2 separate regions of the Homo sapiens genome follow, and region 2 is linked to region 1. A link is an interaction called in ENCODE POLR2A ChIA-PET data of the cell type or tissue named here. Cell type or tissue: A673. All regions are shown on one strand. Each heading gives the region's core, and the rest is flanking DNA. Links, peaks and the distances in the headings are about the cores only.

Evidence for each region. ChIA-PET counts read pairs that join two places held together with the same protein. Peaks named below come from ENCODE experiments on the same cell type or tissue, not always from the same donor. Only the 100,000 strongest peaks of a DNase experiment are listed, where the experiment ranks them.
Region 2: POLR2A ChIA-PET joins it to region 1 with 15 read pairs; 10 of 35 experiments call an interaction of 5 or more read pairs at or near these places.

Annotation. Positions count from the first base shown.
Region 1 is chr2:54,713,685-54,719,068 of GRCh38, reverse strand. No RefSeq gene overlaps it. Among named protein-coding and RNA genes, the nearest start is that of EML6, 7.3 kb to the left of the region's middle. In A673, for the core only: no CTCF peak of the experiment used is centred there; no DNase peak of the experiment used is centred there.
Region 2 is chr2:54,655,879-54,661,262 of GRCh38, reverse strand. It overlaps SPTBN1 (spectrin beta, non-erythrocytic 1), which reads right to left. Exons shown (of 36, transcript NM_003128.3): 29 at 5,265-5,349; 30 at 3,217-3,413; 31 at 1,997-2,109; 32 at 1,264-1,327. Among named protein-coding and RNA genes, the nearest start is that of SPTBN1-AS2, 21 kb to the left of the region's middle. In A673, for the core only: CTCF peaks have their summits at 3,300 and 3,502 (motif pointing left); no DNase peak of the experiment used is centred there; H3K27ac peaks cover 912 bases.

The DNA.
Region 1 (5,384 bases), core at 81-5,080:
TTCTGATGTGTTGTGGGAGAAACCTGGTGGGAGGTGGTTGAATGATGGGGGTAGGTCTTTCCTGCACTGTTCTCGTGATAGTGAATGAGTCTCACGAGATCTGATGGTTTTAAAAACAGAAGTTCCCTGCACAAGCTCTCTTTGCCTGCCACCATCCATGTAAGATGTGACTTGCTCCTCCTTGCCTCGTCTCAGAAAAAGAAAAGAAAATCATAAGGAGGAAAAGATATATTTACTATTCATTAAGTGGAAGTGGATCATTATAAAGGTCTTCATCCTCAACGTCTTCACGTTGAGTAGGCTGAGGAGGAGGTGGAAGAGGAGTTGATGTTGCTAACTCAGGAGTGGCAGAGGCAGAATGAAACTCCTCATATAAAGTGGACCCACACAGTTCAAACTTGTGTTGTTCAAGGATCGACTGTATACTGAAATAATCCGATGAAAGGGTGTTCCTATAAGCTAAAAAAAAAATCATCCCACAGATTATTTACCTTTAAATGAAGAGATCTGGAGGACACTATCTCAGCTTTTCAAACTTAGTGTCGTTAGTGGCAGAACAACTTGCTCCTCCTGCCTCCTGATGTGATGAGTATAAAATGCTGCATAAAACATTTTTACCAAATAATATCTAACCCAAGTCTAATTAAGCCTTGAGACCTAACTTTCAGTTTATAGAAAAAATGGCATAGATGAATGAGTTAATTGAAATCACAAGAAAACAATCAGGTAAAGCCAGAAGGTAGGACAGTATATAACACAAATGACCTAGCCTCATCAAAAGGTAAATGTAATAACAACAACTAAAAAACTAAAAAGCAAGGGATTATTCTTGCTTTAGTAAAAGAGACTAAAGAGATGTAACAACGAAAAACACTGTGTGAATCCTGATCGGATCCTGCTGGTTTTGTTTTGTTTTTCCCCCACATTTTAAATAGAATGTGGGGAAAAACAGTGGTTAGGGAAGTTTGAATGCAGAATGCATACTAGAGGATATTAAGGAATTGCTGTTTTTATTTTTAGGAAAATCTTATGAAACACATCCTGAAGTATTTAGTAGTAAAATATTGTTTGCAGCTTATTTCTAGCTAATTCAGGAAGAAATGTGGATGGAAATAGAGAAATATATACATACACATGCAGACATACACATACATGAGACAAAGCAAATATGGAAAATATCAGCAATTGCTGAATCTAGATGTTTTTCTACTTGTTTTAATTTTTGAAATAAAAAATTGGGAAAATTTATTTCAGGGATCTAGGTAGAAACAAAAATCGAGGATGTGTGTGGAAATCAGGCTGGTCTCAGTTTTCTACACTGCAACTTGCAATGCTGCCAGAAAAAATGGAGCAGTGTCTGTAAGTTCTGAGAGGAACAAAGTGTAACATCAGAATTATAACTAGCTAAATTACGTATAAAGGCAACAGGCAGATATTCTGAAATATTAAAGAAATTCTATAGCACTGTGACAGTTATGATGAAGGTTAATGGCAAATGACTAAAGATCTCAAACCATTAAAGAAGGTAGAAGTTTCTCTCTCACATAAAAAGTGTGGAGATAGGCAGTTGAGGTCTTGTACAGCAGCTTCAAGAAATTGTCCGATCCTCAGAATCCTCCCTCCTGTCTTGCTACATCCAGCACACGTCTTTCACCTCATGATCTAAGACGATAGAACAAACTTTAGTGGTTATATTTGCATTCCTGCTAACAGAAAGGAGAAATCAAGATGGGCATATCCTCTCCCTTTAAGAATATTTTCTGTAAGTCTCATACAACATTTTTGCTTTTATCCCATTGGCCAGAATTTAGTAACCAAGTGTGTCTAGCTGCAAGGGAGGCTAGGATTGTACAGTATATTCCTGGGTGCAGGGGAAAGTTTGTACGTTTAAAATTACAAGGCTTTTTATTTATTTTTTGTTTGTTTTTTGAGACAGGGTCTCACTCTGTCACTGAGGCTGCAGTGCAGTGATGCAATCACAGTTCACTGCAGTAGTCCAGCCTGGGCGACAGAGTGAGACTCTGCCTCAAAAAAATAAAAATAAATTAAAAGCCTGTCAGATTGATGGACACAGTTAGGACATATGAGTGTAGCTGTTTAACCACAATTTCTTCTGTATGAAACCAACCAATTATTTGGAACTAGAACTTGTAGCCTTGACCTCATTGGTATCACACTTTAGATACCATTAAACTAATAAAAATTGACAGTAGTATATAACCAGTTATCAACAAATGGGGTTAGAGTCCACATTTTTAAGTAAAAGACTTAAAAATAAAAATAGCACGAGAAGATGCTAAACATAATTACCCAACACAGAAATGCAAATCAAAACCACAAGATACCACTTCACACCCACTAGAATAAGTATAATCAAAAAGACAGTAACAAGTGTTGGAGAGGAAGTAGAGAAATTTGAACCCTCATACACTGCTTATGAGGATAAATTATATCTCAGTAAGATGGAGCTGCTTTGGAAAGCAATCTGGCAGTTCCTCAAAAAGTTAAATATAGAGTTACCATATGACCCAACAGTTCCACTTCTAGGTACATACCCAAGACAGAGAATAACATACATCCACACAAAAACTTGTTAATGAATGTTCATAGCAGCATTACTTATAATAGCCAAAAAGTGGAAATAATCCAAATATCCATCAATTTGTGAATGAATACATAAAATGTGTTTACATAATGGAAAATTATTTTCCAATGAAAAGAAGTGAACTAATACAAGCTACAACATAGACCTTAAAAATATTATTTTATTTTTAAAATAAAAAATTTTATGTGGTGTGTGGTCAACATGGTGAAACCCCATCTCTATTAAATATACAAAAATTAGCCAGACATGGTGGTGGGCGCCTGTAGTCCCAGCTACTTGGGAGGTTGAGGTAGGAGAATCACTTGAACCCAGGAGGCGGGGGTTGCAGTAAGCCGAGATCGTGCCACTGCATTCCAGCCTGGGCGACAGAGCAAGACTCCATCTCAAAAAAAAAAAAAAAAAAAAAAAAAAAATTCTGGGTGAAAGAAGCCAGTCACAAAAGACGCATATTGTGTGATTCCATTTTCAGACGGAGTGTCCAGAATAGACAAATATAAACAGACAGAAAGTAGATTCGTGGTTGCCTATAGCTGGAGGTGGGTAGGCGGGGAAATGGGAATGACTGCTAATGGTTATGGGGTTTTGGAGGGCAGGCATGATAAAAATGTTCTAAAATTAGATGGTAATGATGGTTGCACAATTCTGAATATACTAAAGAGCACCATTTTAAGTAGGTGAAATGTATGCTATCTAAATTATATCTCAACAAAGCTATTAAAAATGAAAACAAAGTTGGACTCGTTTTACTTCGTTGTGACGTGGATTTCCTGCATATTATATGTACCAATCATTTGTCTGTTCAGTTTCTTAAATGGCAGTTATTTTTAGAGCAGAAATGATTTCTTATTCATAAAGGAAGTGATTGATTTTTCAATTAAAATTCAGCATTTTTGTCTATCATCCAGAACTTATTCTATGTTTAGCATGTTTACAGGAATAATTAACATCTTAGATAAACTATACAAGTCACATTAGAAGATATAAAATGCTAGGGCTAAAGGGAATGGGCAATTATCAGTCATTTGGGGAGGAAAAAAAATTTCTAAAGTTTCCCATCCCCCTCCCATCTTTTTTCAAACTTTTTAAATAAAGGATAAAGAGTTTCTGTCTATTGAGCTGTGGAAGGCAGTACAGTCTAAGAGAATATCAAATCAACGAAAAGTTTTTATGATTTATTTTACTGAAGATGGGGTTCCTCTTTATTCTCTGTACAATAAAGATAACATAAAAGAACCGGGTCAGACAAGTGAGAAAAAGCCTCTTTAATCCCTGTGTGAAAAGGACCTATTCTAAAAAGCATGCCTAGATACCCAGAGAGAGTCTGGTCTTTCAAATGTAACTAGCTAGAACTCTACATAAAGTCTAGATTGCCTGAAGACCAACTTGCAACGTACAGACATTTGAAACTTCACATCACTTAAAATTTCTTAATCCAGACATTAACGCTGATAACAATTCTTTTTTTCCTCCTGATAATATGTCAGTCATAGTGTACCTTTTTAATAAAGCCCCTATTGAAACGCTAGCCTCAAAGAAAAAATGTGAAAAGTCAGTCATATAGCTAATAATGCATGCTATACTTTCAACACAGTTCAATGTTTTGGATCTCTTATAATAGGGGTAACATCTAGTTGTTAGATCTGGACCACCGTATCTGGCATCATTATATATTCTTCCCAAGTGGGCCCTATACACTAATTTATTTGCCTTCTCTAAAATCCATACCAAGAAATACCCTATTTGCATTATTACATTTTTTGACAATTTATGATAATCTCTTCCAGATATATTAAATTTCCTATTATACTAAGTTGCACTACATTTCCCCCAGTTTTAAATCTTTTCTTAGATATTAAGTTTTTCCAGTGTTTGCTAGTAAGAGCAATGAGAGCTTCCTATAGAAGGTATTAATTTGTGTTTCAAAATTTTAAAGATGTGCAACAATCTCACTGCTAGGTAGGTTTCTAAAATAATAATTTAATAATTATTATTACTAGGCGGGATGCAGTGGCTCACACTTGTAATCTCAGCACTTTGGGAGGCCGAAGCAGGTGGACTGCCTGAGGCCAGGAGTTCAAGACCAGCCTGGGCAACATGGCAAAACCCTGTCTCTATTAAAAATACAAAAATTAGCCAGGTGTGGTGGTGTGCACCTGTAGTTCCAGCTACTTGGGAGGCTGAGGCATGAGAATTTCTTGATCCCAGAAGGCAGAGGATGCAGTAAGCCGAGATCACACCACTGCACTCAAGCCTGGGCAACAGAGTGAGATTCTATCTTAAAAACAATTATTATTACTAATAATAATTATTAATAATTGTGTGTTACCTTCAGGTATACATTCTAGAATACTGTTGAAGTTTATACTAAAGAGGAAACTATAGTAATCTTCACCTAAGAATCAGGATTCTAGAGCTGGAAGGTATTTTAGAGATACTTTAATTCTACTAAAGGAGGCTCAGGTGATTGCCAAGGATAAGGAGTCCATAACAACTTTATTGAGTGTTTATATATTCAGAGCAATAATACTTGAGTATTGGTGTGGGGAGGGATTAATATAATACACTGAAAGCATCCTGGAATAGTCCAACGGGGCAATCCTTTCAGTTCAGAAGACAGGACTCTGGAGCCAGACTACTCAAATTGTCATCCTTACTTTGCCACTTAGTGGCCTTTTGGCCTTGGACAAGTTACCTAAACCTCTCTGAGCTTCAGCTTCCTCATCTGTAAAATAGGCATAACACTACCTATTTCATAGGATTGTTGTAAGGATTAAATACG
Region 2 (5,384 bases), core at 285-5,284, 58 kb after region 1:
CTCTGTCACCAGCTTTTATTTCTAAGGAAAAGGATTTTTGTGAAAACATTTTCAATTCCTGCTGGTGGCCTGATAGATACCATCCTAAAAGCTTCCTTTATCAGAGAATTCCACAAAAAGTCTTGAGAAAATGAACAATGAATCAGAAGATTAATCCAAGATGTACAGTGGAGTTTGTCTACAGAGACACTGACATGACTTCTGAAGCCAGGGGGCATGCGAGCGCTCCCAGGCACGGTCCACCAAGTGCAACGTTCAAGTAATCAGGATGAACCACAATGGCTTCTGTTCCATTTGTTTGAAAAATTAAAACAGTTTGACACCCTGAAGTCATCGGCTGAATGGAGAGGCATGGAAGTCTGTGAGGCAAGCTTCTAAAACATGCTGAGAACGGCTGTCACCTGCCGCGTCCCACGTGCCAGCAGCACTGACAGGGAGCGAGACAGAGGTGGCGGCAGCAGTCAGCGGGCACTTTACTCCTGAGGCTGGCTGCAACATCTGTGCAAGGAAGCCTACAGTTTTCAATTCAGGACTTGGCAGAAAAAAAGAGAGGAACTAGTTTGTAAAAAGTAATAAATGACCCAAGGGTCTCAAAATGTATGAGATTGTGTGCCTAAAATTAAAATAGCTTCCAGAATATATCTGACTCCCTTTTTTGTCATCTTCAATAAATGAATGCATCTTTCATGGAATGTTACACAGCTGACTTTAGGTTTTAATCTTATTACAGAATGTCTCCCTCCTCATACACCAGTCTTCCTAGTTAATAGTAAACTACTATAGGTTAATAACATCTGTAAAGGCGGCTACATATAGCACAGTACTGTGCCCTGTTAGAATAACTGAATGTGTCATACCTGTTAGATTCTAGTTTTCTTCTTCATTATGCTGTAATCTCATTTAATTTCATTTCAATTACTCATGTAAGGGTTTCGCTGTAAAATCTTAATAAAGTAAAAAGCTCACAATAAATAAACAAAAAATAAGTATGCTGCTTTAAGGCAAGTGGGCATCCATCAGTTAAGAGACTCAAACATGAATTAAATGCAAACAAATATGAAACCAAGGAAGGCTATGAATTAAGTAAAAATTTTAACATTTTGGGTGAAGTGGAAGCCAAAAAGTCAAAACCCAGAGGATTTGGAAAGGGTGATTCTTGACAAATGGTAGTGAACTTCACAGTCCAGACCATGGCTGGTCACTGGCTGTCCGTCTGCTATTAAAGTTTTTGTAGTTTTGGTAGGTTTGAGAGCGGTAACTAACCCGTGGAGATCCCTGTTCAGCTGGCAAACCGTTTTGGGAAACTTGTTCTCCTTTTGAAGTATCCCTGTTAGGGAAGAGGGGAAAAGGAGGAAGGGAAAGGAAGAAGAGGAGAAAGAGGAAACAGTAAGAAAGGGTGGGAGAACATCATCACTCAATTTTATTACGTGCAACCTTTTCACATAATTTAATTCTTTTTAAATCTGAAACTTCCAAGTGTTTTAAATAGACTCTAGACAGAAAAATACGACTACAGGAATGCCCTATGCCCCGCTCCACCACATAAAGGCAGCATTAGAGGTTGCCATGGAACTCTTACCATAGCAAAATAATTAGCCCTTTGGAAGTAGAGAATAATTGCTGCCCTCTGTGTGAAGTTACTTAGAACTCTCAAAAAACGCATCACCACAAAATCACTGGCCTAAAATCTGGGCAGTTCACTCCATGCATTTAATCATATGGAAGTTCTGAGCATCCTGTGTGTGTGCACACAGGATGAGAAAGGGCACTGTCTACATTCTACTTCTGCCACCTACATACCTATGTGACTGTGGACAAATCAGTGCCCTCCAAGGTTATTTAGGGATAACTGTACAGCCTTTAAACAGTCTATGGAAGCAATCAGTAGGCAGGGCATGTGGTTAGGCCTAGCAATGCAAGGCTTCAGAAAGATGCCCCATAAACCTCATTGGCCACCGAGGCTAAGGGTCCAGCCTCTGGAGCTGCTGGGACTCACCACTGCTGCTGGGACTCGGCTTCCTCTGAAACCTTCGTGCTCGGCTCGGGAGAAGGCGGCCGCCTCTTCCTCTCCTCTTCCTCTTGCTGTCTGCGCACTTCCAGTAACTCCAACTAAGAGAAAATAGAGTGATGTTTGGTAGAGTCCCAAACTCTGCCTCTTTTCAGAAAAAGGTTCTAGGAACCCAGGAAGTCCTCCTGTCTAGTTTGCTAAACTGGACCACACTGGACAAGAAGCTCTAACATCCTGAGCCAAATGGAATTAGGTTCACAGGAACTGCAGCTACAACCTAAAACTACAGGAAATAGTCTATTCCATGGGCTGGCAAAATTCCTGTGAGTTGTTTGTAGGACCCCTGGGAGCTTGGGTTTAATTTCTAAAGTAACTATGCAACTCTCAACTCTGCTGAGGAGAAAAGTACCTGAGCCTGAGGGTTCATGCTGGACTCCCCAGGAGAGCTCAGACAAACACCAGGGACAGAGCTGCAATAATTCTCAAGGAAGCCGCTTGTGCTGTGGTGGGGATCTGTGTTCAGCCAAAACCCAAACAACACATTAAAAAGCCACAGAATAGTCTAACTGAAACAAAGCCATTTCATGAGTCATATGGATGTACCAGAAGTACTCTGTTTTAACACAAATGTATGCAGGTACATTTTAAACACCCAGAACTGGAAACCAGAAACACCATTTTTGTACACTGCAAAGGATCAGCTTTCTACCAGGAATGCAAAAGTCTTGGGAGAGGAAACACCAGTGCACAAATCCTATTCTAAGGCCTTTATGTTGACAGAAGAGGGGATCAGGACTGGGGACTTAACAACAGGCTAGGATTAAGCTTCCATTTGATGGGAATTCTAATTCTGAAATTCTGAAGAAAATTTTGAGGCCATGCCCCCTTGAGAACAAAGCTTTTATGAGATAGGGGAGAATGAAAGATTCGAAGAAAAAAGCAAACACCACCAATCAACCCCCAGGCAGGAAGCTACTATAAGGGATCATAAATCCAGGTGCCCAGGATGTGACTGAGGAGGTAACAGTCCTGACCCTCTCCCTAGGTCCTGCTCCACAGGAGCCACCCATTTTAAGATGATCTTCACTACTTGAAAAAAACCCAAAAAACAAAAACAAGCAATCGTGTGAATTCCCTGGTCTAAGAGGCAAGCAGGAAGAAAAGGCTGCCCAGGGCACCAACAGACAAAGGGCCCAGCGGCCACTTACTGTAGTCAGCCTTTCCAGGGCAGAGAACCTCTCATCCCAGGTTGCTGCAGACTTTTCAAATGCCTCGTGGCGCTTGATGAGCTTCTCCACCTCGTCCACGCTCTGGCCTATCTCTCGGCTGGATAGGTACGGCTCCTGTCCAAGCAGCCAGGCCTCGGCCACACTGGCGTCTCTTGAGAACTGATGGACCTCCAGAACTGCACAGGGTACCATGAGTTAGTACACGTTGACCAGGAGGTGCCGGGCAGTCATATGGCCTTACCTCTTGGCACTGCTGCCCTCTGGTGATGGCTACCTGCATAACCAGTCTATCGTCTACTCTAAATTAGCCCTGTCCAATGTAAATGTAATGTGAGCCACACTTGCAACTTTGACTTTTCCAGTAGCCACATTAAAAAGAGTAAAAATAAATAGGTGAAATTAACTTTAATAGTGTATTTCACATAATATGTATAAAATTATTACAACATGTAATCAATATGAAAAAAACTATTGAGATCTGTTACAATCTTTTTTCTTCTAAATCTAAATCTGATGTGCATTTTACGGCACACATTCACTGCCCATCTCAATTTGAGACATTTCAAGTTCTCAAGAGCCACACGTGGGAAAGCAGCTATCATACTGCTCAGCGCAGGTCTACAGTGAACGCTCTGTTCACTCGGCCCCACTTCATGAGCTAAGCCTTCAGAGACCTGCAGGAATTCACAATCTACACGTAGCCAGATGGGCAGGCATTCTTAACTCGCCCTCTTTTGGGCGGTAGTTGTGTGTTTTATTTTGGGGGGTTTAGAGGGAGGGAAGGATATGGGAACACTACAGATGGTGGGGACCAAGGCTTTTGCTCTGTTTCATTCTGTTCTTCCACCTGTGAGGAAATGGAACACTAGTTCCAACATAGTTATGAGAAGGTAGGTTAGAACCAGGCTTTCTGCTATAGTTAACACTGATTTTCACTTCATTTCATGCAGCAAAGCCTGGGATCATTGAGGTAAAAAATGGACTGTGGGCAGCGTTGGTGTCCCAAGGAGCTGGCTAGCTATCTGCTTTCAGCACCTCGGTAGCCCCCAACATGACTACATGAAGAAGATGCCACCTCTGCACTAGGGACTTACTGGCTTTTCAAGGCAGGGACTGTGCATATCACTGTGTCCCTGGTGTACAAGCTGGTGCCCGGTTCAGTGTGTAATGTGGGTTTTGCTGAGCTGAATGAAACTGCCCCACAATTCTCAAAACATACAGACCAAATCCTCCTGCAAAGAATGGTCAAAAAGTGGGATTTCTGAGGGCTCTGGGCCCAACAGAGTGTGCCGTCAAACCTCTCAGAAAAGGCCCTTGCATTTGGTTTCTAGTAAACCCCCATAACATGCATAGATGGAGTTAGAACATAAGGACAGAGCCCAGAACTCCAACAGAGAATGGCAAAGCATGGTAAGCAATGCTAGAATTGCGCTGTTAGTGCTCATACCAATTATGAAATGCTATTCCTAATACTGTACATTATAAACCCTGTATTAGCTCACATATTCCCTTATAAAATGAGAATTAAAAATAGAATCTAATTCACAGGGTCACTTTGGGGAATAAACACAGAAATACATTAAAAAACCACTTAGAACAATGCCTCATTCACAGCAAAATTTTAATAGATGTTAGTTTTTATTATGTTATCAACATTCCACTAAGAGCACCAAATATGACTTAATGAGATCAACTTTCCAACTTGATTCTGTAGTAAGAATTCTTGAAGACAAATGGGGGAGAGGGCTTCTATCTGTATTCTCCCAGGGAGGTGCCCTCTGTCATCCCTAAAGAACATCCAAATCCCACCTATGACACTGAGATCAATCAAGAGGTGAAAAATGACTACGCCATAGGAAGCTTCTTAAAAGTAGTATTTACCATGAAATGGTGAAACGGGGCACTAAAAAGGCATCTACAACTCGAACAATCTTTAAATGATAACATTAATGAATTAAAGCAAGAAAATAAACGTGCATGTTTTCCATTGATACCCAAAAGAGCAGAAAGATAAACTACATCCTTACTCAGTCTTAACCATTCCCATCGGTCTTCCCACTTGTCGATCATTTCTTTCCTCTTTTCCGTCAACTGCAGTAATTTTTCCTTGATCTGTATGAAAAAGAGGATCCCCGGGACATCTTAAT